Regions from separate parts of the Homo sapiens genome. Here regions 2 and 3 are each linked to region 1. Evidence: chromatin loops called from intact Hi-C (ENCODE). Cell type or tissue: Caco-2. All regions are shown on one strand. Each heading gives the region's core, and the rest is flanking DNA. Links, peaks and the distances in the headings are about the cores only. Region 1 holds the start of LOC107985211 (a long non-coding RNA gene). Region 2 has its middle 46 kb from the start of FCRL5. Region 3 overlaps FCRL3 (Fc receptor like 3).

Region 1 (9,798 bases), core at 1-8,000:
ACAGTAATTGGAGGCTCCCAGCAGCTGTGCAGACAATGCTGCACATTCCAGGGCAAGATACTTCATAGGAGCCTCCTCCTCTTGAAGCTGTGACATGTGCCTGTCTTGTGGGCCAACAGCCCCCCGACTCACTGAACAGATTCCCTGACCACTTCTTGCTGTCTTCCTGCAAAATGTGGCTTCCCTATACAGTTCCCCATACAGCTGAGCACCACAAAAGTGACAGGGTCCTGCTAGTCCCTGGGGAGAAGCAGATGCTTAAGACGAGGCACTGTGCCACCTGATGCATGTCCTTCCCACACATCGTCATCACCTGGCCCACCCTAAACTCAAAGTCGGCTTGCTAGAGCCATTCAAAGCCCCTGATGGGGGGATGAGGAAGGAATAAACAAAGAAAAGAGTGTTCTGAACACATAGGGCAGACAGCTAATTTCTAATATACCAAAGCTCTTACAAATGAATAAGGAAAAGATTAACAGCGCCCTAGAACAATGGGGAAAGACTGAAGACTCAAGAAATACAAATGGCCATTTAATATATAAGAGAACTGAAAGTTTGCTAATTGCTGTAGACCGAGTGTTTGTATCCTCCCTTCTTTCATAGGTTGAAACCTAATCCCTGATGAGATGGCTTTTGGAGGCAACTTTGGGAGGTGATTAGGTCATGAGGGCAGAGCCTCATGGATGGAATTAGGGCCCTTAGGAAAGACGGCCCAGAGAACTTCCTTGGCCCTTGCCCGTTTCCCTGTTTAACACCTCTCCCACACTTGACTGCACATGGTGTAGGCAGGAGCACTCACGCCGCGCTCATCCTGGTCCCCTGGCTGTGCCTGGCACAGAGGCTGTGCTCAGTGAGTATCTGAGGAATGGATGTGGAGTCAGCCCCTGTGAACCGAGACTCCAAACAGAGCCCGATCAATTTTCAGTTCTGCTTTTGTAAGTCAGCAGTGGGAACAGGGTTTTATTTGGAACGAGAGCTCCTGGGTAAGAGAGGGGAGAAGCCTCACACACAGACCTGGCCGGCCTCTGTGGAAATGATGTCTGGACATGCCTGAGTATCTGTCACGAACTGTGGTAATAAGAAGGAACATGGGCCTAGGAGTGGCAGCACTTTAAATAAAATAAACTTTATATTTTATAAAAGTTTTACATTACAGAAAAATTAGGCAGATAGTACCGAGAGTCCCACAGACTCCACACCTAGTTTCACCTTTTATCAACATCTTATGCTATTAACATCTGTTACAATTAATGAACCGATATGGATACATTCTTATGAACTCAAGTCCATACTTTCTTCAGACATCCTTAGTTTTTACGCGATGTCCTTTTCTGTTCCCAGATCCCACCCTACACATCTCTGTAGGCTCCTCTGGGCTGTGACAGCTACTCAGACTTTCCTTGTTTTCGCTGACTTTCGTGAGGGGTACTGGTCGTGTGTTTTGAAGAATGTTCCTCAATTGGGATTTGCCTGATGTTTCTCTCATGATGAGACTTGGATTTTGGGTCTTGGTTTTTGGGAGGAAGACCACAGAAGAAACACCATTTTCATCACGTTTTATCACAGTACATACTATCAACAGGACTTAATCTTATGTTGATGTTGATCACCTGTCAAAGATCGTGTTTGGCAGGTTCATCCACTGTCAATTTACCCTTTCCCCTTCCTTTACATATTGTATGCCTTGGAAAAAGTCATTCCATGGAGCCCACACTGCAGGAGTGAGAGTTAGGTGTCGCCTTCTTAAGGGTGGAGTATCTTCATAAGGTTTGGAATTATTCTCCACAGGAGATTCTTTCTTCTCGTCCAATTATTGATTCATTCAATTATGCATTGATATCATAGGAACTCATTGATATTTATTTTATATTTTGGGTTATTAATCAATACTACTTTATTTTGTGGCTCAAATAGTTTCCCATTGTGGCCATTGGCTGCTCTGTAGCAGGCTCCTGTCGTGTCTTTTTGTTGTTGTTCAGCACTTCCTTACGTTCTGGTTCTGGCACTACAGGACGCTCTGAGCTCACATTGTATATTTTGTTTCAGTCCCAGAATCAACAATCAGCCATTTCTCCAAAAAGGTCTAGTTCTTTTTGCAGGGATTGGCTTTAGAAACCAAGATCTAGACACAAAGTGTGCTTGGTTTCGAGCAGTAGGAGTGGAGAGGGGGATTTTCCATCTACAGACACAGATGCCACCTAAGTCCATAAGGTCTTATCATTTGCCTGCTTTGTTGGACATGAGCAGACTTTAAGGGCACAGATGGGTCAGAAATTCATCACAAACATCTTTAGAAGGGAATGAGAGTGGCTGAAGTAAAAGCCACTGAAGGAAATGTTATTTGGTCCTCCCAAAATATGAAAAAGTTAATGAATTCAGCAAAGAAAACATAGAGTCTGTTGTTTGCTACTGGACAAGCTCAGTAATAGTTGTCCTAGTGCAGATGTTATTGTAAAGGTGCGTTGAGAAAAGCAATCAAGATTGTATTGGGAGTGTAGGACAAGAACAAGCGCTTTGGGGCCAGAGTGACCTAGGTTTGAATCCTTACTGTTATTTATCTGTCTAGGATGTTGGACAAATCACTGCTTCTCTAAGCCTCACTTTCTCACCTGTGAAGTAGACATAATGATCATAATGTTTGGGGTTTTGTACATAGCAGAGCAGCTCCCTTGCTGTGATCTATTGAAACTCAGCCCTTGACACAAGGGTTTGTAAAAGAAAAAAGAAGAAAAGAAATAATAGAGTTGTTTGAGGATTCATGAGATGCATATCAAGTGTGTAGCCTCAGCCCCTGGCACATAGTAAGTGCTTAATAAATGTCAACTGTCTGATATATGGCCGGGGGCCCCTAGGCCAGGAAACACCTAAGCAGATGTCTGAGGCCCATAAGGCCTGTTGGACACCTGCACATATTATGTTAGAAGAACAGATTTTGGCTTTTTGTAGAGACTGCTTTAGGAGATGGCTCAAAACTAATTTAAGCCCAAATACAGGAACACCCAGGCAGAGCAATTAGCAGTAGATATTTTTCCTAGATTGGGGTGGGGATGCTGCTTTATTGCTTAGATTCTGATAAATGGACCTGTTTGTTCCAGTCTTTTAGATAGAAATGTATAATTTACTCTGCTTATCCATTTGCTTAGGTTTAATGACATTTCATTCTGATGAGTGAAGAATCTACTGTGTTTACGGAGGGAAAAATGCCTTATAGATATACATTTACATTTTTCTTTCATTGTAAATGGATTTTAGTGGCTCCTATTTTAAAATACAAAAGTGAGATGGCTGAGGAATTAGTGGGGGTATCTCTCCTCAGGTGTCTCCTATCCTCAAGGAGAGGTTTTTTTTTTTAATTTAAAAATTTTAGGAAGGACAGGGTCTTGCTCTGTTGCCCAGGCTGGTCTTGAACTCCTGGCCTCAAGCAGTCCTCCCGCCTCTGCCTCCTAAAGTGCTGGAATTACAGGTGTGAGCCAACGAGCCGGCCAATAATTTTATTCTGAAATAAAATTTGGTAAACGCAGAGCCACGAGGGGGCGCCCTGGACTCTGGCCTGGTGGTAAATCCAGCACCTTCACAAAGGAGGAAGGATCTCCTAGATGCGGGGTTTGGAATGAAATAGGATCATTGGCTGAACATCTGCCGGGCACCTCACTGGGCACGCACAGGGCCTCACTTACTCAACGCAGACACTCCCTGAAGTGGGTGCTTGTGCCCCATTGTGATGAGCTCACAGGCTCAGGCAAGTTCAGCAATCTGTCCAGGGTCACTAAGGTAATAAGTGGGAAATGAGATTCAGACCCAATTCTGTGCAGTTCTAAAGCCTGGGCTTTCCCAGGCCAGCTGACTAAGGCTTCGGCCCATGTGGGGAGGGCTTGATACCTGGAAGGTGCTGGTCAGCGCGGAAGCGAGGCTGGTGGGCGCGTGTCCTCGGGACGAGGGTCACAGGCATCTGCCAACCAGGGAGGTGTTTGAAGCCGGGGTTAGGGAGTCTCGGGATGTTCCTGAATGTGGGACAAACAGTCTCTCACCGTGACCATCTCGGAGTCTGTGTCCAGCAACAGCCCTTGTGGTTGGGAAGAGACTTTGTTAATGGGAAGAGGGTGTCCTGATTCTCTGGCTTGGTACCTGTTCCCAGAGATGGGTGACTTTTATTGTAAATGAGAGACTTGGCATTCTGCTTTGTATATAATCTCGACTTAATTTTGTCACCATGAATGTGTCACTAGGAATTATTAAATTTGTAAGAATGTAAAGTTTTTGAGCCTGAAGCAATGAGGATAAGACGGTGGACTTTGAAAATCTCTCTCTGAGAGGTAGTGTCTTGGGGGAATTAGTGCTCCTGAAAACAGGGATGAGAAGCTGTGGCCCTGGGGAGCTAATGGGGGGTCAGGAACCAGGAAGGTGATGTTTATCAGGATGGGGAGAGAGGGCTGGAAGAGCATCAGGAGCAAGATAAGGGCAACAAACGCTTTCCGAGCATTAATCTGAGGTTAAAATTATCGTCCCCATTTTACACATGATGAAACTGATGCTTAGAGAAGTTACATAATTTGATTAGGATCAAACAGCTAATATTTGGCAAGGCTGGGACCTGAACCTGGTTTTCCAGATGCCGGTACCCAGTCACTTTCCATAATGCCAAATGGCTTCTCAGAAACTCAACACCTCTTCCCTAAGTGCTTTCCCTGTTTTCCTCAAATCCAGGAACTGTTGGTCTTTTGGGCAATTCTGAGCACAGCCACTAAGTGGCGACATTGCCCGACTATGGCTCAGCCCTGTTTCTCCGGGGAAGAATAGGGGAGGGGAGGGGAGGGAGTCGGAGTTGCCCTGTTGTGTGTTGTGCTGTGTGTGGGGCTTTCTTCTATCTATTTAGTCCTCCCAGCAACCCTGCAGAGGAGGTATTATCTCATTTTCCAGATGAGGCCATTGAGGATCTGCTGGATGACAGAGCTTAGCGGTAGAAGCAGGAATGGAATCAACGTCCAGTTGGATTCCAAGTCCTGTCTCCAAGCATGCTGGGCTCCCAAAGGAAAAGCCTTTCTGTGCCCTCAGACTACACAGTCTTGTGGGGAAGTGGACAGTGGGGACCCCACGTGAGTTTTAGGCTGGGACAGCCCAGCAGTGAAGGAGGAGGCTGGGTGAGGAGTAACCAAGCCTTAGCTTTGGTGATTGATGGGAAGAATTGGGTTCTGAGGTGGAAATCAATTACAGTTACAATCTGCTGTGTGGATCCCCTAGAGTGCTGCTCTACTGGAGACCAACATTCCATCCCTCAGCAAGTTTCTCCTTCTGCTTGGGAAGAGGCTGTGTTTTCTTCCCGATGAAATGGTTGGCTGGTGTTGAGGGGCCATGCTATATGAAAAATGTGTCCTGCATATTTAATTATTAGATCCACTCACAGACAGTGTGTGCTGGAGCCAGCTGGAGCCGGCTTGTGAGCTGGTTTTGTGCATCTCCTCCCAAATCTGTGTTCATAGTCATGATGTTGGTGGTTGTAATTAGACAGAGTGGGAATATTTACACCATGGAAATTAGCAATTACTAGAAACCAGGGCTTTTTCCTCCTGTGGAGCCAGTGGTTAAACTGCTACCTGCTCACTGCTGCCCACCAGGCAGCAGAAGGTGCACATCTGAGAGGCAGGCGAGAGCAGAGAGATGGACCAGGGGCACCATGGATTTGCGGCTCCCATGTCATACTTACTTTGGGATCTGAGTAGAATTGCTGCACATTTAAATGGATATTTTCCCGCCTCTCATATTTTTTTGCTGAGGGCAAATAACTGCATTTGAGAAGTTCAACCTGCATTTGATGCGCCTCCTCTGGCAAGCAAGATGGCTGATGCTGGAGTGTGTCTTGGGGCCCAGCCCTGAGCTGGAGCCCTGCAGGCTCCTAAGGAGGTGGGCACCACACAGCCAGGGTGGGCTGCTGTGTCAGCTATGGAACAATAGCACACACCTGACTGCTCAGGGCTGCCTGAGAACATTTAAGGGAGAGGAGCTCTCCTTCATTTTACCACAGAACGTGGGCCCCTTGTGGGCTGAGATGTCTGTCAGAAGGGGAGGTGCTGAGTGAGGCTGTGCTCTCTTTGAAACCACCTAGGGGCTCAGTGACAGCAGCAGGTGGTGACTGGACAGGAAGGGAAGTCTCCTCCAGTGCCAGGCTCAGGTGTGCTCAGTAAATATGTGCTGCATGACAATCAGAGCAGGCTGCCGCCTGTAGCCTAGATGGAAGCTGCTTGTCTTGTTCCAGAGCATACATGACACCCTCAGGGTCTTCATGGACAACAGCTAAGAGTGCTGGGAGAGCCCAGAGCACCTAATTCACCTGGGGCAGGTCGGGGACGGCTCCCCAGGGCCAGGTGAGCTGCATGTGGAAGGGGCAGCAGACGTTTGATAGGGGATGGCAGGGAAGGCTCTTACTCAGGCACTGGGTGCAGGTGGGCAGACTGGAGGCTGACGGGGCATCCTTCTGTGGTCCATAAGGAATGGGGCTAACCCCTGTAAATGAGGAGTTGTTTTCCCAGTGAACAGCTCCTGCTGGGCTCTCCCTTTCCTCTGTGCCCCATCGAGAGGGGGCTCAAAGGTCTGTGGGCACGTTCTGGGGTTGCAGTTGGGATCTGCAGAGACCACAGGCTTCCCTGGGGGGTGGAGCAGCTGTGACCTGAGTCCCTGGTGGGTTTGGAGGTTGGACTGGGTGATGTGGCCTGTCCTCCTCCTCTGCTGGATGAAAGAGAGATTCTGGAAACCAAGAACTGAGAAGGAACTCTTGAGATAAAGGAAGTCCTGCAGAAAGGCACCTGTCTGCTGTGGTTGGAGTGCGAATGTCACCAACACACTGACGTTGGGCGGGAGCTGGCCCTACCATAGGCCCAAGCTGTCTCTCCATCAGTGGGGCCTTTCCCAGGTTCAAAAGGTAACGTAGTTGGCATGATTGAGGTGGCGAAGACTAGGATGAAAACACCTTGTGAAATGAGACCATGAGCCCCGAGGGAGGAGGGCAGGGCTGGCCACCTCCACCTTAGAGTATGAGGGTCCCCAGTGAGACCACCGAGGCTTTTCAGGCCAGCATGTGTGCAGGGCTGTGCTGGGCGTGAGGCAGTGCAGGCCTGTTTGTGACTGGCAGAGTGTAGACGGAGGTGGCTGTGGTTGGTCCAGGGCTGCCTTGGGGCCCAGAGGCTCTGGATATGGAGCCACAGGCCTTGGTTCCTCTTCCTGGGGGTGGTATGAGGGAGGTGAGATGCCGCCTGGGACAGGCCTGGCCTCCCTCTCCCTTGGTGTGGCTCCTCAAGGTCTGAAGTCATCCTAGTGTGGCAGACTCACTTCACTGAGAGGGGACTTGAATTTGGAAAGACCATTGGTTTGGGAGGCCAGGGACCTGGTCCGAGGCCTGGCTCTGGCCAGTTACTCACTTTCCACACCTTGGGTTTACCAGCTCATCTCTTTGCAACCTCAGTTTCCTCATCTGTAAAATGAGAAAGTGATCATAATGATACCCATGTGCCCCTCACAGGTGACATGCCCCAATGTGACCATGGGTCAGACTCTCCCCATTCTTACCCCATGGAACTTAGTTCAGGGCAGGCACCTGTCTCATTGCCACGGACACAGGGGCCCAGTTCAGTGACCTGAGCATAGGACCTCTCATCAGCTGCCTTTGGGGGCTCCTGACCCCCAGAATATTTTTCTCTGGCTGCTCAGCTTCATGAGGTGAAGGTAGTTTCCAATTGTCTCACAAAGAATGGTGAGGCTTTTGACATTTTCTCTTTTTTGTTATAGTAAATAAATTACATAAGATATATTAGTTCCTTATGGCCTTCATACCAACACAGGTCAGATAGAGAATTTCATATTCCGTTTTCCATTACATCTTTTAGTGGCAGACGACAGCATCCTCTTTAGCTTTTTTCTTTAGGAGAAAATGTATTATGAAAACATACATTTTAGTTCCATGATTTTTTGGTAGAATGAAAGAAACAAACTCATGCCAGAGATTCCAGAAATGGTGTCCAGAGCCACAATGCAGAATTGGGCTGTGGAGAGAGCTGCCGCCTGTGCCGTGGACAGAAAGAAAACTGCAAGGTCAGGGCTAGGCGTGATGGCTCATGCCCATTATCCCAGCACCTTGGGATGCTGAGGCAGATGGGTCACCTGAAGTCAGGAGTTCAAGACTAGCCTGACTAACATGGTGAAACCCCGTCTCTACTAAAAATACAAAAATTAGCTGGGCCTGCTGGTGGGCACCTGTAATCCCAGCTACTTGGGAGACTGAGGCAGGAGAATTGCTTGAACCCGGGTGGCAGAGGTTACAGTGAGCTGAGATTGCATCATTGCACTCCAGCCTGGGCAACAGAGTGAGGTCAGGAGCTGCTGGTTGTGACCATGCCATTGCTGCCAGCCTTCCTTGCCCAAAACATGGCCTGCACCTTGCCTCCACCCCCATGTAACTCAGTCTCAGTAAAAGTTCTGTGTATGTGAAATGACCTGTGGGACCTCAGCTGAAATGTGTCTGAAAAATGTAGTTTTGAGCTTTTCATCTCCTGCAGTACAGGAAGGCATCCTAGGTCAGGGGCATAATGGGTGTTGGATGAGCCTGTTTATAAAGGGAATGTGCCAGCTTGCCCTCAGAGATCTGCCTGAGCTTGGTTTGATCCCTGGCCAGGGCTTGACACAATGAAGCCTCCCTATGCTTCTGAAAATGTCCAACTTTACTGTCTCATAGTCCCCCACTTTCTTTCCGTCCCAGTCTAACCCTTCACACCTGCACCCACACCTGCTGTCTTGGCTCTGTTCTGCCCTGGTTTCCAAGAAAAAACCCAGTGGATCCAAGAAGGTGCTTGGTCATTGACTTCACTGCAGCTCTGGGTCTATCTCAGGGAGGCATCAGATCTCATTGGCCATAGACAGGCTTCCCCTCTTTGCTGTCACTTTCATGTCTGCCTCCTTCCACAGCCTGAGTCCTGACACAGGACCACCCTCCTGCCTGTGATGCCCTCTGGGCTGGGTGACTCAGTGACCCTTCCTCTAATTAGTTCTCTGAGGGAGCAGCCCGGCCAGGCTTGGTTCCCGTCACGCTGAGATCCTGAGGGTGAGCGCAGATGAGCTGCCCAGATTTTGATTCCACATAGGAAGGATATTCTAACTCTAGAACTTGTGGACTGCCTTTTGCAGTAACTTCCCCATTACCAGGTAGGGGAGTGAGAATCAAACCAGTCTTGAATATCTTCTCTCCTGGGAATCTGTGGAGCAGTTCTGGGTGAGAGCACAGAGTGCACTCAAGGTGACGTGCTTGGGGACACACAGTGGGATGGGAGAGTGGCTGTGATGTCAGCGATGAGTCCTGAGCTTGTGGTCAGGAGTCCAGACCCTGTGCCTTGATTAGCTGTGTGACCTTTCACAGGTTCATAAGCCCTCTGAGGTTTGGGTTTCACATCCATTAAATGGATTTAATACCCAGAAACCTACCTTGAGGTGGTCATGGGGTCAGGCCTGCAGCTCCAGCCTTCGGGGTGTTCTGCCTGTGCAGCCATCGGGGAAGACCAGGTGGGGAAAAGGAGGCGGTGCCTTGGGGTTAGGAAAATGATACTGCTCCCCCAGGGTAACGGAAGGGGGAACTCACAGATGTTGTGGTGTATCTAGGTCTGGAGAGAAGAGGCTCAGCAGGAGGTGGAGAGTTTAAGGCAGCTGAGGCTGTGGCAGAGGGAGTATGCAGCTCTCTGTCCTGCAGGAGCAGGGCTGGGAGGAACTTACAGGGGAAGTCATGGTTCAATCCAGCCATGGCTGAATGGCTTTCTGTAGACT
Region 2 (8,000 bases), core at 1-8,000, 330 kb after region 1:
TTATGGCAATATAGTTTTTTTCATCAGTGCACGAAGAATCCGTTTTTCTTTTGCAACAGGACCCAATTAGAAAAAATGGTTATTCTACCAAGGGTTTGACTGGAAGGGCATACTTCCCTTTAAGGAGTCAAGCTTGACTTACAGAACCAATAAAAGCCTCATGGAAGTGTGGCCTCACACCCTCCCCTACACAGTCTCTGTACAAGGTTCCTGACCTGTGGTCAGTAAAGAATGTGACTTTCTAACAGGTCTAGGAGCTCCAAGTTTATCTTGGGATCTTAAAAGGAGAGGACCACTCAACTCACAGGTATTCGAGGATACAAACCCATGGCTGGGTTGGTTCAACTTTAAAAGGTCTTATCTGAGATGCCTTGTGGAACAGAATTCCATCAAGTCCAATCCAAAAGGCCTATGTAGAAATAATTATTCTTGTTGTACTTTATGGAAATAATCAGGCCAAGTATAAAACCAAAGTCTATTTTGCAAACCCTCAGTCCTATGATGATTTGTTTTTTAACAAACATGAGGACTACAGAGAGAGAAATTATATTTCAAAGCTTATCATATATTTGTCATTAAATTCTAAACACACTAGTTGTTTGTAAGTTTTTGCCTACATTTTAGGATAACCCTGCTTGTTCCTGTGAACCAACCAGCAATCTCCAGCTACAGCTCAGAAAGAACAAGAGGTATGGGTAATGTAGAAATCTGGATCGATATTCTAGTTCTGAGCAATTATCCTGCAAATCCCGCCAGGTGATGGGAATAAATAGGATGCCCATCACTTGAAGGTTTCTTTTTTGGGAAAGTAACACCAAGGGAGCTAACCAAAGCCAAGGACCATGCACCCAAATCCTAGCAAGCATAACTGAAGCCACCAGTTATCTGGGTGTGTCACAAGACATCCTTTTCTTTCCCTTGTTGGAGGAGGACTCAGTTCCACAGTTGCACCTTAGCATTTGGCTTATGATAAGGAGTCCATGCAACCCCCTGGGAAACATTTTTGTCCCAAACTCAATTCCAAGCTTCAGGTCAATGCTATAAGAAAGAGAACTGGGCCGGGCATGGTGGCTCACGCCTGTAATCCCAGCACTTTGGGAGGCCGAGGTGGGCGGATCACGAGGTCAGGAGATCGAGACCATCCTGGCTAACATGGTGAAACCCCATCTCTACTAAAAATACAAAAAATTAGCCAGGCTTGGTGGTGGGTGCCTGTAGTCCCAGCTACTCGGGAGGCTGAGGCAGGAGAATGGCGTGAACCTGGGAGGCAGAGCTTGAGGTGAGCCGAGATCTTGCCACTGCACTCCAGCCTGGGTGAGAGAGCAAGACTCTGTCTAAAAAAAAAAAAAAAAAAAAAAAAAAAGAAAAAAAAGAGAAAGAGAACTGGATCTAACAGATCCAGAGGCAGGCAGCTACAAAGGTTAAAAGGCACAGCGCAGGTGAGCGTGGCTAATTTCTGCTGATTAAGCCAACCCCGAGCTTGCTATTTCATGGATAAAGGCCACGTTAATGTCCATGGCATAAATGAGATCTAGGGAACTCCAAGGCTACCAACAGCAAGGGAGATACGGCATACATGGGTAAGAGTGGATGATTCCCACCCCTAAGGGCCCCCTGCTTCATGGGTGCAAAGCTCTTTTGCACTCACGCCAGACCTGCCTAAGTCGCCCGGACTTGGGGATGCAAGGACGGAAGAGGAAAGAGGACACTCTTCCTTCTCTCCGTCACATCCCCGGGTATCTGCTAGGAAGAGAAGGGAGCCAGGGATGTCTGCTCCCCTCTTTCTAGATGGGTAGCCATTCATCTTCAGTCTGTACCCCTTCCAAATGCATCCTGAACCTCTGGGACTCCTTTAACAGGTGCCTCTTTTTTTCCTTTCTCCTTCTCTGTCCTCTCTTCACTAATAGGTAATTGTGTCTCTGTACTACAAGACACTCCCTTCAGATGCATCCTACAAACTGGAAGGAGTTAATTTCCCAAACCTTAAAATGGCTGCCATAGGATTGGGCTCAGGGGAAGAGAACCCAGAAGCCCAACATGCTGGCAAAAGGGTAAAGTATTTTAACCAGTTGGGCTTTTGGCCTCCCTCTTCCTGTGCAAACTGGTAAAAGGCCTCAGAATTTTTGAGCTGTCCTTAACCCTCCCCTTGTTTCATTTGGATACATGTTTTCTAATAACATAGTTTGTCTCTTCTTGCCTTCAGGCCATCAAACTCCAAATAGTCATGCAGCTGGAGCCTCTGACAATGTCCCCTTCTGCTGGGAAACCTTAAATAGACCTTTGAGGGAGCTCGGACTGTTGTTTCCCCAAAACAGCATCCCCTGTCAGCAGGAAGCAGTTAAAATGGGTCTTCGTCCTTATCCTTAATCTAACAAAAGTTTGATGTACTTCTTTAGAAAGGGGAACGAGACAGCCAGGCGGGAGAGGGCTCCCCGGAAAAACTCCAACCAGCCTGCACAATGGGGTGGAGCCACAGAAGTTCACACCCTTTGTGGGGAGGAGTTGGGCCCCTCCTCTTCCTGTGTGGAACCTGGGATTCCAAGGCAGGCGGGAAGTGCTCTAGCAGGGACTCTGGCATTGCAAGAGTCCCTGTTTGCTCCTTTTCTTCCTCTTTACCCAAAAAAACTTGTCTTACTCACCATTAAAATTGTCTGTGAGCCTGAATTTTCATGACCGTGGGACAAAGAACCCCATTTTTAGCTGAAAGAAGAAAAAGTCCTGCAACGCATGTTCTTGTGTGTTTCTGGAGTTTGTTCATTTTTTTAGTTGCTGAATAGGATTCCATTGTATAGAATTTGTCCAATTTGTTTATCCATTTCCCTATTAAGGGGTATTTGGGTTGTTTCTAGTTTTGGGTGACTATAAACAAAACTACTAAAAATATACTGTATAGGTTCTTCTGTAAATCTCAGCTTTCATTTCATTTGGGTAAAACCTAGGGGGGATTTTCTGGGTTGTACAGCAAGTGTATGCTTAACTTTATAGGAAATTGCCAAACTGAGAAGCAGTTTCTAAAATGTTTATGAATATTTTAGTCTTCAGAGCTGTGCAGGGTGGGCACTGCTATTATTCCACTCCCAGGTGCTCAGCTCTCCTGGTCTGAGCAGCTTGCTGCAGTCACAAAGTTGGCACGTGGTGGATCTAGGGAAGGTGGGCTCAGGCACTCTCACTTGATGCAAGTACTGCTCTCTGCTTCAGTTTCTGTTTTCTCACTGGCTTCCTTTGCTTTCTCACAGTCTCTGCCCTCCTAACGCAGGCTGGCCCAGCCCAGCCTTCTGTGAACCTCCTCCATCGGGACATTTTCCCCGTGGTGGTGCCATCTGGGGCTGCCCATGCCCTGAGAACTGCAGCTGTGTGCCGAATGCCGGCTCTGCTGCTGGCAAGCCACTGGCCTCCAGCTGCTGCCTCCCTTTGCCCCATTCCCTGTCAGGGTCCAAAAGAGACAGAACAGTCAGCTCTCCTGGCTACTCTGCTCAGAGCCCCGCACAGCCCAGGGACCTAGTGACACCTATTGGCCATTTGTTAGAACTGTGGCTGCACTTGAGTTCAATGTGCAACAAGAAGGCTCTGACGCAGCTTCACATTAAATAGGCACATACGTGGCAAAAGGATACGTGCTCATGTTTAAAAATTCAAACAGCTGGTACAGACATACAATAAAAAGTAAAGTTTCTCCTCCCTGTAGCTCGGTTTACTCCTGTGATTAGCGTTTTCTGTTTTTAGTTATCTGGTCAGCACACAAACATAAATAACATGATAATACATGGAAATCCTTGATTTATCCACTTTAGATAGTGTGTTAGTCCATTCTCTCTTGCTATAAAGACATGTTTGAGACTGGATAATTTATAAAGAAAAGAGGTTTAATAGCTCACGGTTCTGCAGGCTGCACAGGAGGCATGACGCTGGCATCTGCTCAGCTTCTGGGAGGCTTCCGGAAACTTACCATCATGACCGAAGGCAACCTGGGAGCAGGTGCATCACATGGCCATAGTGGGAGCAAGAGAGAGAGGGAGAGTGCAGGGGTAGGGGCCACACACTTGTAAACAACCAGATCTCACAGTAACTCACTATTGTGAGGACATTACCAAGGGGGATGGTGCTAAACCATTCATGAGAAATCTGCCCCGGAGATCCAATCACCTCCCACTGCGCCCCACCTCCGACACTGGGGATTACATTTTAAAATGAGATTTGGGCAAGAACACACATCCAAACTATACTAGATGGTGTCTATTACCTACATTGTAGGAAAGATGAAGAATTTAGGGCATTATAGGGCTTTCCTGTCTTCCTGTCCCCTTTACTTCCTGGTTTCAATCTGTAATATGACTAGGTTTTTCTAATGGCTAGATTTATGCTTTAAAAAAAAGGACCTAAATTTCAATTTCTTTCTTTTTCTTTTTTTTCCCTTTTTTTTTTTTTTTTTTTTTTTTTTCTTGAGACGGAGTCTCACTCTCTCGCCTAGGCTGGAGTGCAGTGGAGAAATTTCGGCTCAATGCAACCTCCACCCCCCGGGTTCAAGCAATTCTCCTGCCTCAGCCTCCTGAGTAGCTGGGATTACAGGCGCATGCCACCATGCCTGGCTAATTTTTGTATTTTTATTAGTGACGGGGTTGTACCATGTTGACCAGGCTGGTCTCAAACTCCTGGCTCAAATGATTCACCGGCCTTGTGAATCAATCCCAAAGTGCTGGGATTACAGCTGTGAGTCACTGCACCCAGCCAAATCTCAATTTTTTGATGTATTATTTTTAGAAAAAGTCTATATTGATTCTCCACTACACACACACACATACACAAAGTTAGTGCATGTAGACTTTCCTCTGCTTTCCACCTCCAGAGTTCTGTGAGCCATAATATCACTTTTGTGTTGCACGTGTTTATAGAATTTGAATACTGAAGTAGCCATAATTAAGTGTTCTGTGCTTGAAGTTGATTCTAAAAATTGAAAACCCTTAAACAGTATTTAAGGCATTATTATTATGTAAACACGAGTCACTGCAGAACCAAGTACTGTGATTAGGCCCACGGAAAAGGAAATAAAATACTATGTAATTAAACCTTGGGCACTCAAAGGAGAATGTTCTATGAATAAAGGTCTCTTTTCTCCACTCCATTAATTATCCAGTTACCCACACTTCAGTTACTTCAAATTTGAACCACGACTTTCTTAGACTGTCTTGTTTTCCCTGGATTTCTAATTGTCATTCTATTTGCTGTAATTTTTATTGAAGAATAACATATCTCATCTGATTGTTTAGAATTGACTTAGACCTGCTTAGAATCTTTATTCTGTGTTCTTATTTCTATAATTTCTGGAGTGGAAGTGACTTCCTCTGGTGGAAGTGGAGCAATCTTCCCCAAGTCCTCTGACTTTTTGGATGCATTGTTTTCTGGGGCAGCTGTGTAGCTGTCAGCTTAGAATTTTTTCTGGGACACCTGAGTACTACATTCTCATGGATCTTGTGACATTTTCTTTCTTAGATTTTATTTTTATTGCTAAAGTTTAGATTTGCTGGAACATGTGCTACATCAGTATAACATGGTGATTAAGAGTGGGCCTTCTGAGTTTGAAACTGCTTCATATTAGTCCTGTGGCCTTGGATAACTGGATCTCAGCACTGTGGCATCTTCATCTGTAAAACGGGCACAATGCAGCTCTCTTATAAGTTATTTTGAGATGGAGTGAGACAATATATGTAGTACTGTTAGGACAATGACCAATAAATGATAAATCTAATATTTTGGTGGATTTTGCAAGCGAGAGGAGTAATGGGGTGTGTGCTCATTTGGCCATCCTGAATTGGCAGACAAGACATATTTCTGAAGTAGTCAAGAAGGCCCACCTCGTCACTATGCACATCCTCAATGCCCTCATGCCATCCTCGATGCCAATGACTGGCATGTACGTCTCCAGAGCTCCCTCCTGAATCCAGTCTTCTGTCACTGACTGTGTCCTTGACATCTCCACCTGCATGTCCATTGCTCAAAACCAAACTTCTGATCCTCTCCCCTAACTTGTTCCACTTACAGTGTTCTCCACCTCAGGATGGAGCTGCCATCTTTCTAGAATCTCAGGCCAAGTATTTTGGAATCATGTTGATTCTTTTCTTTCTCTTGAATCTTCATTTCATCCATCAGAAAATTCTGGATACTTTAGCTTCAAGATATGCCCAGTATTCCATCACTTCTGACCCCACCACCATCACCCCATCTCAACTGTCATAATCTCTCACCTGGATGGTGTAGTGGTCTCCTAACTGGCCCCCCTGCCTCCACGTGGCTCTCTGCTGTCTAGCCCCAAACTTGTTGGGTGTGATCCTATTTTATGTCCTCTTCTTGGGGCACTCCTCCCTCTGACTCCTGTATGCTGTCCAAATGGCCATGGAACATTTCATGCCTTTGTTCAGATCACCGTCTCTGTGAGGACTTCCTCGACCACTCTTTATTGTTGCAGCCTCCTCTGGGCATCCTAACCCTCCTATTTGGCTCTATTTCTTCTTTTTCATGGCGCATGCCACCTTCTAAATCATGACATAAGTTACATACTTATCATGTTTAGCGTTCCCTGTCTGTTTCCCCTGCTAGAATGTCAGCTCCTTGAGGGCAGAATTTTTTTTATTTGCCTTGTTTACCAGTGTATTCCAAGTACTTAGTACAGCAAGCACCTGGCTCAGTTGTAGGTACAGAATATGAATACATATGAATAAGAATTCTCAGTTGTAGGCAAAACTGAGGATGTGCATAGTGGCAAGGTGGGTCTTCTTGATGACTTCTCAACAATTCTCAGTTGTAGGCACTGAATATGAATTCATACTAAATAAGAACACATACTCAGTGAAGGAATTTGCAAATGATAGTGAGGAGCGTGGAGGAGCTCCCACACTGCCTTGCCCCACAGTTTAGCTATTGAAGGTGACATCTGAAGGAGGCAGTTTGGCTAATAAGTACAGGGGGCAGACTCTCCTTAAGGGTAAGAGTGACAGGGAGGTCACTTTCAGAGTGCAAGAAGGGTGACAGGAAACATGAGCATGAGCAGGGCCTGAGGGTCTCAAGGGCCCCTTCTAGCTCTAACCTTCAGTGATTTCAGGCCAGGTGAGGTGCTGAGCTCCCTGGCCCCAGAAGCATTCCAGCATAGGCTGGCTGATGTCTCAGCAGGGATGCTGTGGAGGGGCCCAAGCATGAGAAAAGTACAAGAAGTGGATGCCCTCAAGGCCTTCTCTAGTAATAAGACTTGAAAATTAAACAACTCACCCCTCCCTGACCACTCTCACACCCCAAAGCCTGAGGCCTGGAGTCCCTGGGCCAGCTGGGGAGGGTCCTCCTGAGCTATTGCCTCACCCTCCCTACGCCCCTGTTACCCCATGGTTATGGCCACAGCACCTCCTCCTTCTTCCCTTCCCACGCAGAGCTCATTCTATTTTTGGTGAGGCCAGGTGACAGTGACCCTGACAAAGAGCACTGCTTGGTCAGATGGAAGGAAGGCAAGTGAGGGGCACCTGCCTCTAAGCCTTATTCTCCCATGTCTTCCCCCAGCTCTCCTCCATCCACCAACATGGCCACAAGGCCGCCTCTGGACCAGATCTATCCATCGGGTTTGCTCTGTGGTGCCCCACTTGGAGACACAGGTGGACATGGTGTTCAGAGGTGTGGGACAAACACATAAGATGGACGAGAGCAATGGTGGAGAGATGGGAAGGGAGGCTGAGGCCGGGCGTGGAGGACACGTCCCTGAGGCACCCAGCAGCCTGAACACTCTCATTTTGTCTCTTTTCATCAGAGTCCTTAATCTCTTAAACTGCCTGATGCCAAGAAATGTAGAGCTGCAGGATATGCTGGGCCCCACCCACGAAATTTGTATTTATTCACAGCCTTCTTATAAGCAAATATGTTCTTTTGTCAATAAGCCACCCGGAAGAGTGTCTCTGGGGACATCACCCCTTTGCTTTTATTTCTCTGGAAAATAATTAAAGAACATTCACATCAGAAAGATTTTA
Region 3 (11,369 bases), core at 336-8,335, 520 kb after region 1:
AAGTCTAATGTTGAGACCTGTAAGGAACTTAAACAAATCAACAAGCAAAAACCAAATAACCCCATTAAAATATAAGTGAAGGACATGAACAGCCACTTCTCAAAAGAAGTCAAGCAAGCAGCCAACAAACATAAAAAAATGCTCAACATCACTAATCTCCAGAGAAATGGAAATCAAAACCACCATCAGATACTATCTCACACCAGTCAGAATGGCTATTACTTAAAAGTCAGAAAACAATAGGTGCTGGTGAGGCTGAGGAGAAAAGGGAATGCTTATACACTGTTGGTGGGAATTTAAGTTAGTTTAACCACTGTGGAAAGGGGTTTGGAGATTTCTCAAAGAACTTATAATAGAGCTACCATTCAACCTAGTAATTCTGTTATTGGTATACGCTCACAAAAAAATAAATCATTCTGTCAAAAAGACACATGCACTCATATGTTCATTGCCATACTATTCACAATAGCAAAGATATGGTATCAATCTAGGTGCCCACCAGTGGTAGACTGGATAAAGAAAATGTGGTACATATACACCATGGAATACTACGCAGACATAAAAAAATGAAATCATGTCTTTTGCAGCAACATAGATTTAACTGGAGGCCATAATCATAAACCAACTAACACAAGAACAGAAAACCAAATACCACATGTTCTCACTTATAAGTGGGACCTAAACATTGAGCAAACATGGACATAAACATGGGAACAACAGACACTGTGGACTACTAGATGGGGGAGATGGGGAGGAATGTGTGAGTTGAAAAACTACCTATTGGGTACTATGCTTACTATCTGGGTGACAGGATCTGTACCCCAAATCTCAATATCATGCAATATAACCATGTAACCAATCCACACATTTACCCCTTACATCTAAAATAAAAGTTGAAAATTTTTAAAAAGTTATGGCTATTATACTAACAAAGGAAGTAAAATAGAATTAAAAAATCAATTATTCCAAAAATAAGTCAAAGTAAAGCAAAAAATAGATGTGACAAATAGAAAGCAAATAGCAAAATAGACATGAAACCTAATCATATCAATAATTACACTAGTGCAAATGGTCTAAACACCTCATTTTAAAGGCAGACTACAATATTAAACTAAACAAAACCGGCAAGAATTAGCTGCATGCTATCTATTAAAAATTAACTTTAAATATAGGGGTACAAATAGGCTAAAAGCAAAAGGATGGAAAAAAATCACATGCTAACACTAATTATATTAACATATTAATATTAGACAAAGACTGTTTCACAGTAAGTGATTCAACCAGGGATACAGAGGGTCATTTCATAAGGATAAAGTGGATAATTCATCAAAAACATGAAAATTCTTAACACTTATCCACCTAATAATGAGCAATTCCAAATTCTGGAAGCAAAACTTGATAGAATTGCAGAAGAAATGGATAAATTCACAATTACAGTTAAAGATTTTAATTCCCCTATCTCAGTAATTGATAGATCAGGTAGACAAAAAATCAGTAAGGATATAGAGGAATTGAGAAACATTATCAATCAAATTCACTGGCAGGCAGTCATACTGTAAGAAATGTTAAAAAAAAAAAAAAGGTCCTTCAGGCAGAACAAAATTGATACCAGGTGAAAATATGGCTATATAAAAAGGAATGAAAAATTCTGGAAGTGGTAACTGAGTAAGTATTCCTTTGAGACCAAATCATAAAAAGACATTTCTAGAAATGAAAGCTAACAACAAATTTTCCTCATAAACATGGACGTAAACATCCTTTGCAAAATTTTAGCAAATCAAATCAACAGTCATGACCAAGTTGGGTTGACCCCAGAAATATAAGGCTACTTCGACATTCAAAATTCACCTTATCAATAGACTAAAAAAAATCTCATTACTATCTCAATAAATGTAGAAAAATCATTTTACAAAAATTTATTTGTGTAAAATCTCTCAGCAAATTAGGAATAGGAGGGACTTCCTCCACCAGATAAACAGCATTGAAAAAAACCCATGGCTAAAGTAATCTGTAATGGGGAGAGATTGAATACTTTCCCCCTAAGATCTGGAATGTGATAAGAATATTTTCTCTCACCACTTGCACTCAGCATTGTACAGGAGGTTCTAACCAGTGCAATTAAGCAAGAACAAGAAGTAAAAGAAATTAATATTGGAAAGGAAAGAGTTAAACTATCTTTCTTTGCAGACAACATGATCATCTATATAGAACATCTGATGAAATCTGCAAAAGAGATACTGAACTAATAAGTCAGTCTAGCAAGATTTCAGGATATAAAATTAATATTAAAATTAGTTGTGTTTCTATACACTAGCAACAATCGGAAATTGAATTTTTAATCTCATTTTTGGCATTCTTTATTTATTTTATCCAATTTCACTACATTTAGCTGGCATTCAAATATATCTCGGAGTTTATGGTCACCTCTATGATGATTTATTTATTTTTTGTTACAAATGAAGGACTTTCTTAGGGAGATAGAACATGAGTTAATTAATTTTCTAATTTTTAATTGGAAGCAAAACTCTGCTACCTAATATAAATCTCAAATTAAACACATGAGGTAAAAATTTTATTGAGAAGTTTATTCTATTGTTTTTGCTACAATTGCCTACAGAGTGACAGTGAGTAGTGGAACTGAGGGCCTAGTACTTGGAAGGGAATACTTGACCTTTATAGGGTGCACCAGACAACTTCAAATTATTATAGCAACGGCAAAATCACATCACAAGGTAGGACCTAGACACCCACCTGGTTTCCTTCGGGCCCTGGCGTAATGCAGCAGAGCAGCAGCAGCAGCAAGGACGAGGATGCTGAGCACCAGCCCCGTGATTCCCGCAGCGGTAAGGCCTGTTCTGTTCCTGGAAGTTCCTGAGTGGAGGGAGCTGTACTTGAGTTTCAGTGGCACAGGTTTTGGATACAGACAAAATCATGCAAGTAGGGTGAGTGTGTTCCAGTTTCTGATTCCTCCTGTAGCATCATTTGTAATTTTCAAAACTATGGCATATGAAAGGTATTCTCCAGCATCTAAGATTAAAATGTATTTCCTTTCCCTCTCCCATATAAAATCAGTACCAATCTCCAGAAGTCCCAAGCCTTCGTGTGCATGTTCAAAACCTCCTTGGTGCTAGTAGAATTTGTACAATCTGTCAGATAACTATTTTATTTACCATAACTGTGACCTCTAGCCCAGGTACTATTAACACACCTGTAACATTGAGTGTCACCACTTTACTGTGCTGGGCCCCCAGGCCATTGTCAGCCTCACATGAGTAGTTTCCAGAATGTTCTGTAGTCAGAGAGAGGTTGAAGGATGCCCCTCCTCCAGAGTGGGCCGAGATGTTCCCCAAGGTGTCATCCTCGTGATAAAACCAGTACAGGATCGGGAAGGAGCCTCTCAGGGACTCACAGTGAAGCTCCAGCAGGTCCCCCACCACAGCCTGGGCCCCGGGAGCCCTGAGGGTGAGGACGGGGCGAGACACCGGAACTGAGGGAGGAAAAATAGTTCACTGGCAGTTTTACTTAAGTAGGTATACAAGAGAACTTAATAAAGGAATATGCAGCATAGTTGAGTTGCGGGAACATGCACCTGGATTCTGGAGAACCTGGGCTTCAATCCTGTCTCTATCCTTTATTAGCTCTATAAGCTTGATTTTTTAAGAACTTTTTAATTTCTCTAAGTCTTAGTTTATTCCTCTGTAAAACTGAGTTAATGATACATTATATCTCAAGCTATTGTAATAAAAATCATATTGCATGTAAAGTACTATAAAAATTGGTTATTATTATTGATAAAAATATAGCTAAAATCAAGGTTTCTAAAATTCCTACACCTGAATCTTAGCTCTAAGACTGAGACTTCCATACCTATCTAAAGGCAGGACCCATTACTCTCTACCTAATCACCTTGCTTTATTTTTCTACATAGCATTTAGCACTACCTGACATCTGTCTATGTATGTATGTATGTATGTATGTATGTATGTATGTATCTATCTATCATCATTGTTTTATATGATTCCCCAATAGGATGGAGAATTATCTGTTTGTTCGTTGCTGTATTTATAGCTGTTGGAACTTTGCCTGGCATATAAAATTTATGCTCAATAATTGATGATTGAATGGAAAACTGAAGTGAACCAAACTGTCAAAAAAAATCCAGATATAGCTCTAGCAACAATGATTTCTATTTTAATGAACAATTAAAGAAATGGCATAGTGGGAAGAATAGAAAGCCCTTAATATCGAATGTTAACTGTAAGATTGCTGGTTCTGCAAAGTTGTGAGGAAAACTGGATGAACCAATCTGTGTGTAGTGCTTTAGATATAAGCCGTGTGCTTTATTGGCAAGGGTAACTTGATAAGGATCTTAAGCTCTGCTTTCCATCGCAGATGGGCTAAAGGGAATGAGTGTGAATGTGGAAACTATTCACTGAATGGCAATGATTAAACTTGAAAATGAGCCATCTGCTGGCTGCAAGAAAGATAGCACCAGCTGCCTCATCAGGATAGAGGTGCCAAGTCCTGATATTGGAAGTGTAGAGTTCCTGCTAAATTGAAACAGATGGTTTGAATTTGTCCCTTCTGTATAGCCTCTAAATATGAAGTGACCTGGGCGGGATGCAGAGGGCCTCAGGGGTGAGTCTTTTGTATGGTGCTTTGTGATCTCACTGTGCCTTTCACTCATGTCTCTGGGTGTTCGTATTCTGGAAAGAGAGATTTCCAACCTCTTGCATCCCCTCCTCTAGGGCTCATGGGACCTCTGGTTCTGAATGCATATTCCCCTAAAATCAAAGAACTTGAAGACTGAAAAAGACCATGGTTATTGTCAACTTAAGTGGTCTCCAAGATGGGCTATAAGACACCAGATTGAAGTGTAAGAAGAAAATATGAGAACATTTAAGAGTATTTCTTTTTGAGCTTGAAATTTAAAAAGATATTCAGCTTTACTAATATTCATGGTGGTGCTCTTGCTCAGGTAGATGTCACACTGTGTATTGGGATAGGACAGCGTTTTTTATGAAGGCAGGGCCACCCAGGCACGGAGGGTGGGACAGCAGTGCCTTGGCTTGTTAGTTAACTCTCAGCATATGGAACATAATGCCCTTTTAATTGGCTACTTAAGTGTTTTTACAGATTATTTTAATTTAAATCATAAAATATATTTTTTATTTTTTAATTTAATTTCTGTATTCTTTTTTTGTTTTTTTGAGACAGGGTCTCACTCTGTTGCCCAGCCTGGAGTACAGTGGTGCAATCATGACTCACTGAAGCCTTGACCTCCTGGGCTCAAGTGATCCTGCTTCTTCAGCCTCCAGAGTAGCTGGGATTACCGGATCATGCCACCACGCCTTGCTATTCTTTTGTATTTTTAGTAAAGACAGGGTTTCCCCATGTTGCCCAGGCTGGTCTAAACTCTTGGGCTCAAGCAATCCTTCCTTGGCCTCCCAAAGTGCTGGGATTACAGGCATGAGCCACTGTGCCTGGCCAAATCATAAAAGATTTACAATGCTTTGTAATGAGATTGGGGAGTGACCTCAAACCTTTTTGTATCACATGAAAGTTCACTTATTTTGTGGCAAAGTTCTAAAAAGAGGAATTAAATGTAAAGATACGTTACGTGTTTTTCCATGAAGAAAGATTAGTATTTAATTTTTGTTGACTTTTTGGTGATCAGTGGCTACTGACAATGTTAATACTTAGCAAACACTTTAAAAAGTGACTTTTAACAGTATTTCATATTGCTAATGCTTTTCTAAACTTATGCTATGGAGATAATATTTTGGAAAATAGTTGTTTAAAAATATTTACATTTCTATGTCGTCTTATTACCAGAAAATGTAAGTATGTCAACTTTAAAAATTTATATCTGCACCTTTAAAAATCCATGGAAACAGAACATGGCAACCAAAGTTTAAACATGTTCGATAGAAATTCAACATGCAGTGGCTGGGCGTGGTGGCTCATGCCTGTAATTCTAGCACTTTGGGAGGCTGTCGCGGGTAGATTCCCTGAGCTCAGAAGTTCGAGACCAGCCTGGGCAACATGACGAAAACCCGTCTCTACTAAAAATACAAAATTTGCAGGGCGTGGTAGCCTGCCTCTGTAATCCTAGCTACTGGAGAGGCTGAGGCAGAAGAATCGCTTGAACCTGGGAGGTGGAGGTTGCAGTGAGCTGAGATAGTGCAACTGCACTCCAGCCAGGGCAACAGAGTAAGACTCCATCTCAAAAAAAAAAAAAAAAAAAAAGGAAATTCAACATGCAGCACTTCCTACTTACTTTACAAGAACAACTAATGAACATCAACAAAAACATAAACTTATTAACCAAATTTCAATGAAAACCCTTGCATAGTTAGACTATGGGATTGAAAAATGAGTATCATGGAATTGAAAGAGCAGCAGTGATGATCTGCTTCCACTTGGATGTAGATATATTGGTAAGATAAAGCTTTAAGCAGTAACAGACACTAAAACTAATAGGAATAAGGCCAAACTCAGAACCAAACCTCAAATAATTGTACCACCATAAGTAAACTAAGATTTTCAAAGTAAATGAAGCATATTCAATTATAATAATTTTAGTCAAATATTCTAAATCAAAGATTTTAAAATATTGTTTATTTCATTTTCTTTCTCTCCTTCCTTCCTTCCTTCCTTCCTCCCTTCCTTCCTTCCTTTCTCTCTCTCTCTCTCTCTTTCTTTCTTTCTTCCTTTCGTTGACATGGTATCACTCTGTTGCCCAGGCTGGAGTGCAGTTGTGCAATCTTGGCTCACTGCAGTCTCAACCTCTTGGGTTCAAGTGGTCCTCCCACCTCAGCCTCCCAAGTATCTGAGAGTACAGGCGCATGCCACCATGCCCAACTGAATTTTGTATTTTTTTGTAGAGACAGGGGTTTCTCCATATTGCCCACGCTGGTCTCAAACTCCTAAGCTCAAGTGATTTGCCCACCTCGGCCTCCCAAAATGCTAGGATTACAGGCATGAGCCACTGCACCCGGCCCCTTATTTAATTTCTATTTTTTCTGTTTGTTTTGTAATGTGCCCATTAAGTTAATACAGTAGTACATGTATATAATTAACACACAAATATATGTTATTAATATACATATATGTGGGGTATGTGTTAAATACTTTTGATGGAGAGTGGTGCGAGATCCAGAATTCTTATACCCCCATGATTTGCTGACTCAATTACTTTATAAGGGAGGAAAATAAGCACAAGACTAGTAAGAAGACTTATTCAAGGTTAAACAAATGATATTTTCTTGTTCAAGACTCGAGTCTCTGTTTCAGCACACTGTCTGGCATTCCCAGATTTTAATACCTCCTTAAATCATTACCCAAGTTTGGCCTATAGGAAGGATTATTATTAACCAAAATGTCATAAGTGTTCTAATAGTCTGGAATCATTGGAGAACAAGAGTCCATGGCAAAATCCAGAGAATGTATGGGTTTGTGTGACTGGGAATTATTACCATATCTCTCTTATTTTGCCATCTTCTCCTAGGTCCCAGTGCCCTCTCCCATCCTCCAAATGCTGAGCCCTTTGGGATAACCATGACTTGGACTGGAGGTTCTCTTCTAAATGATTGGGCACATTGCTAATTGTTCTTAGGGGCTGGACATGGGAAATACGAGATGCCCTGGTGCCTCTGCTGAAGGAAAATTTTGTTAGGGGATACTGAGAACATCAGATTAAATGAGACCCAATCAGAAGGCATTTGAAAAAAGTGAGAAGGTTAGATAGGTCACTAGAATCTGGAGGCCATGAAAGAGGCCTGCTGCTGTGATCCTAGTGGCTGACAGAGAACCCACAGAAGTGGGTATCCATGAAGAGAGACACTTTAATGATCCAGGGAGCCAAGTGGGAATTTAGATTGAGATAGGGGCAGAAAACTGTGGCAAGGGATGATCCAGTCATTTTTTTCCTGGGCAAAGGAATTCAGAAATAAAGGCTTTCTGTGCCATTTTCCTTTGTCAGTAATTGCTGACCCATCACGTGTTTGGTATTCTGGTAAGCCTTCGTGCCTCTACCAGAAAAAAAAATGAATGGGGTATATGGATGGCTGTTGATGATAATTACAGAGGAATTAAAAAAAGGAATGGTCTAAGTTACTAAATGTGTAATCACTAGGAAGAATCCCAGAACTCCCAGGTGGAGTCAGAAAGAGTGGGAAGTCTATTGGGATATCAACCAGCAAATAGCCCAGTGGAGCTATTTCTGAGAAGACATGATCTGTTGTATTGGCTGTTAACTGCTGTGGGTATATCTTGCTTACCTGTGACCCTGAGACTCACTCCATGACTGTGCTGGGCCCCCAGGCCATTGTCTGCATCACAGGAGTAGTTTCCAGAATGTTCTGCAGTCAGAGAGAGGTTGAAGGAGGCTCCTCCTCCAGAGGGGGCTGAGCTGTTCCCCAGGGTGACATCCTCATGATAAAATCGGTACAGGATCGGGGGAGAGCCTCTCAGGGACTCACAGTGAAGCTCCAGCAGGTCCCCCACCACAGTGTGGGCCCTGGGAGCCCTGAAGGTGAGGACAGGGTGAGATACCGGAACTGAAGGAGACAAAAGGGCTGTCAGAGGATTCTGACGTTGTGACAGATGCACAACCTCTCTCAAGGAGCCTAGCAATGGATATGTCCCTTGTCCCTTGATTGTTTCTGTTTCCCCACTGATCACATTTTTCTTATCTAACAATCAGAAGCATTTCCCCAAAACAGTGAGAGGTAATCTTGGGTAGTTTTGTTTTCATCACCACTCAGTCTTCCCCGCAAGAAGTAAGGTGCTTCAACTTATTTTGCCATCTTTCCATTTCTTGGATAGCTTTTAAATATCTCTCTCTCTCTCTCTCCCCCTCTCTCTCTCTCTGTCCCCACCCCCCTCCCCTCCCTCCCTCCCCGTGCCTCTTTTAGGAGACCTTAGTGGCTGACAGAGAACCTAAACCCTGGCTTGCAACTCGAGGCTGTGTGAAAGGAATCGGAACTTACTTCTCACGGTGACTCGAATCCACGTGCTGAGGATGGGGCTGTGAACGTTATCAGCTGCACAGTAGTATCTCCCTGCATCACTCTCCTTCACGGTGAGAACATGCAGCTCTGCCAACAGGGAACGCTGGGTCTTTCTACCCAGGCTTCTTACTCTTCCTTCTTTGTGCCAGGAGAATGTGACAGTCCCTGAACCCTGGGCTACTGAGCAAATAAGGACCATATTTTCTCCTTCAATCAGCTGCCCTCCGGTGGGCCGGATCTCTAGATTCACATTAGACACAGGGACTCCTGGGGGAACACAAGATGGCATGTGAAGGTCCTGATGGCAGGGACATCAAGGTCAAGGGGAAGGCTGGAGCTACCATGAATAGGCCAATAGCAGCAGGTGCAGCAGGCAGAAGCCCAAAGTAGGAAATAAGAAATTAATTGTGTATACGATTATAAAGGAAGCAACATCCCTCTCACTCCCACAACATTCCCATCCTTGAGAAATGTGGGCACCAAGTCCATAATCTCCATAAATCCAATGTTTTCTGGTCACATTTTATATGCATTTATCTCTAAGGAATCTTTGATGCATCAATAAACCACAAAATAAAAGAGAACACTGGAGATCCTCTGTTTTGAAGATCAAAATAGAATCCAAACCCTTCTCCTATTCTTCAAGACTTCTCCAGATTTACATCCATGTCTCCATGTCTTTCTCTGACTATTACAGTTCATATTCATCTTCCCCTTTTCGGACTATTTTGTTGTGAGTTCAGGTTACCAAATGGAAGCACCACAGGGGCCTCTTAAAACTGCATGTGTTCAGTTGTGCTTCTAGTTGTCTCTTGATTCATGAGAGAACCGATCTTGTACATCTCTGTAACCCCATAGGGTTGGGCAATCAGTAACTGATCAATAATTACTATTACCTGACTCAAGTGGAAGAAAATGTTCTAGGGCTGTTAGACCAACGTTGAGCTTAAAGAGAGAAGATTACCAGAATAGCTGGACACTCCTCTCTGTTATGTCCACCATCCTAGGGGTGCAGGAGATATCACTGGCCTTCCTCTCCCCAGCTCTGACTCTGGAAGAGCAGCCCCTTAGACACTCACTCTGTACACGTATCTGAGATCTCAGGCTCCTTTTTTTGATGCTGTGAGTCACTGTCTCCACCTCACACCAGTAAGACCCTGAGTCTTCAGTCCACATGGCAGGGATCTGGAGTCTGGGGGACCTGCTCCAGCCCAATCCGAGGGTCTGGCTATCTCTGAAGAGGGAGAATTGCAGCTGGACATCTGGCCTCTGTGGAGAGAGCTGGGTCTCACAGGTCAGGGTCATGGGACTCCCCTCTATGGGCGTGGAAGAGCTGGCTCTCAGCACAGGATGTAGAAACAGCTCTAATGAAAAGAAACAACATAGTCTCCAGGGTGGTGAGGCTCAGAGTTCCTAGAGAGATGCATTTGTCATCTCAGCACCAGCCATCAGGAGATAGAGAAGCATGCAGAAGGAACCATCTCCCTCCCATGGCTGAGCCATAGGAGACTCTTTATGAAATTCCCACTGATAAACATCTTCCCTTTATCCCCAGTTTCCCTAACAAACCCAGTAATCCACAGGAATCTAGCCATTACCTTGAACTTGGATATTTAGGGGTTTTGAAGTTACTTCAATGTCAAGTATGTAAAACTTCCTATAAGCAGTACAATGATATTTGCTATTATCCCTGGAGACTGAATTCACTGTGATCTTCTCTAAATTATAACTATTAGGAAGCTGTTTTCCATCCTTGTAGTAAACCTTTTGATGAGTGTTTTTGTTGTCTTTCCCCTGACATCTCAGAATGACATTGTCTCCTTCAAAGACAGGATGTAAAGCCTGCAGGATCAGCCAGTCTGCAAAGAGCACAGGAGCACACTCAGGTTATCCCCTGCTGTTTCTGCCTTCACTTTCATTTCCACCCATGAGGCAAGAGCCACAGTTCTATACACACCTGCAAATGGCCCCCACCCACATTGCCATGTGGCCCCAAATACCTGATTCTTCCTTGCCCTACAAGGGTGAACCAATTCCCAGAAAATGTTCTTGAGAAATCTTCACATGTCTTTTCACAAAAGAGGAATCCCAGACTTGAACCCCTTTTTGCCTGATGGCCCCTGGGTCACCCACAATTCTTTGGAGGTAGATGGATAGACAATCCAGCATCATGCTGCTGCCCTATCTCTTTATTTTCCCCACTGGGGTCAGTGCATCAATCCCCATGTCTGCTTACAACTCTGCCTAGGATCCCTGCATTAACCCGGCCCTCAGGCATTCTGCCTGGTGGCTTGACTTTAGACACTCCCCTTCCATTCCTCACCAGGTGAAAATTCCACATGCACGGCATCACTG

The links. Hi-C counts contacts between places; a loop is a spot of excess contacts. Peaks named below come from ENCODE experiments on the same cell type or tissue, not always from the same donor. Only the 100,000 strongest peaks of a DNase experiment are listed, where the experiment ranks them.
Region 2: it touches region 1 in a loop (4-fold over the local background); 32 of 110 quality-filtered maps call a loop at or near these places.
Region 3: a loop joins it to region 1, with 17 times the contacts of the local background. A loop is called at or near these places in 2 of 110 quality-filtered maps.

Annotation. Positions count from the first base shown.
Region 1 is chr1:157,167,385-157,177,182 of GRCh38, forward strand. It overlaps LOC107985211 (a long non-coding RNA gene), which reads left to right and starts at 6,107. Exons shown (of 4, transcript XR_007066653.1): 1 at 6,107-6,359. RefSeq lists an enhancer at 5,397-5,898. In Caco-2, for the core only: CTCF peaks have their summits at 4,695 and 4,909; a DNase peak (open chromatin) is centred at 3,542.
Region 2 is chr1:157,502,339-157,510,338 of GRCh38, forward strand. No RefSeq gene overlaps it. Among named protein-coding and RNA genes, the nearest start is that of FCRL5, 46 kb to the right of the region's middle. RefSeq lists an enhancer at 3,220-3,459. In Caco-2, for the core only: a CTCF peak has its summit at 3,504 (motif pointing left); DNase peaks (open chromatin) are centred at 163 and 3,483.
Region 3 is chr1:157,687,047-157,698,415 of GRCh38, forward strand. It overlaps FCRL3 (Fc receptor like 3), which reads right to left. Exons shown (of 15, transcript NM_052939.4): 4 at 11,338-11,369; 5 at 10,613-10,873; 6 at 10,094-10,378; 7 at 8,994-9,281; 8 at 8,283-8,561; 9 at 3,209-3,487; 10 at 2,752-2,871. It overlaps FCRL3-AS1 (FCRL3 antisense RNA 1), which reads left to right and starts at 8,383. Exons shown (of 2, transcript NR_199044.1): 1 at 8,383-8,536; 2 at 8,919-9,598. In Caco-2, for the core only: a CTCF peak has its summit at 4,464 (motif pointing left); no DNase peak of the experiment used is centred there.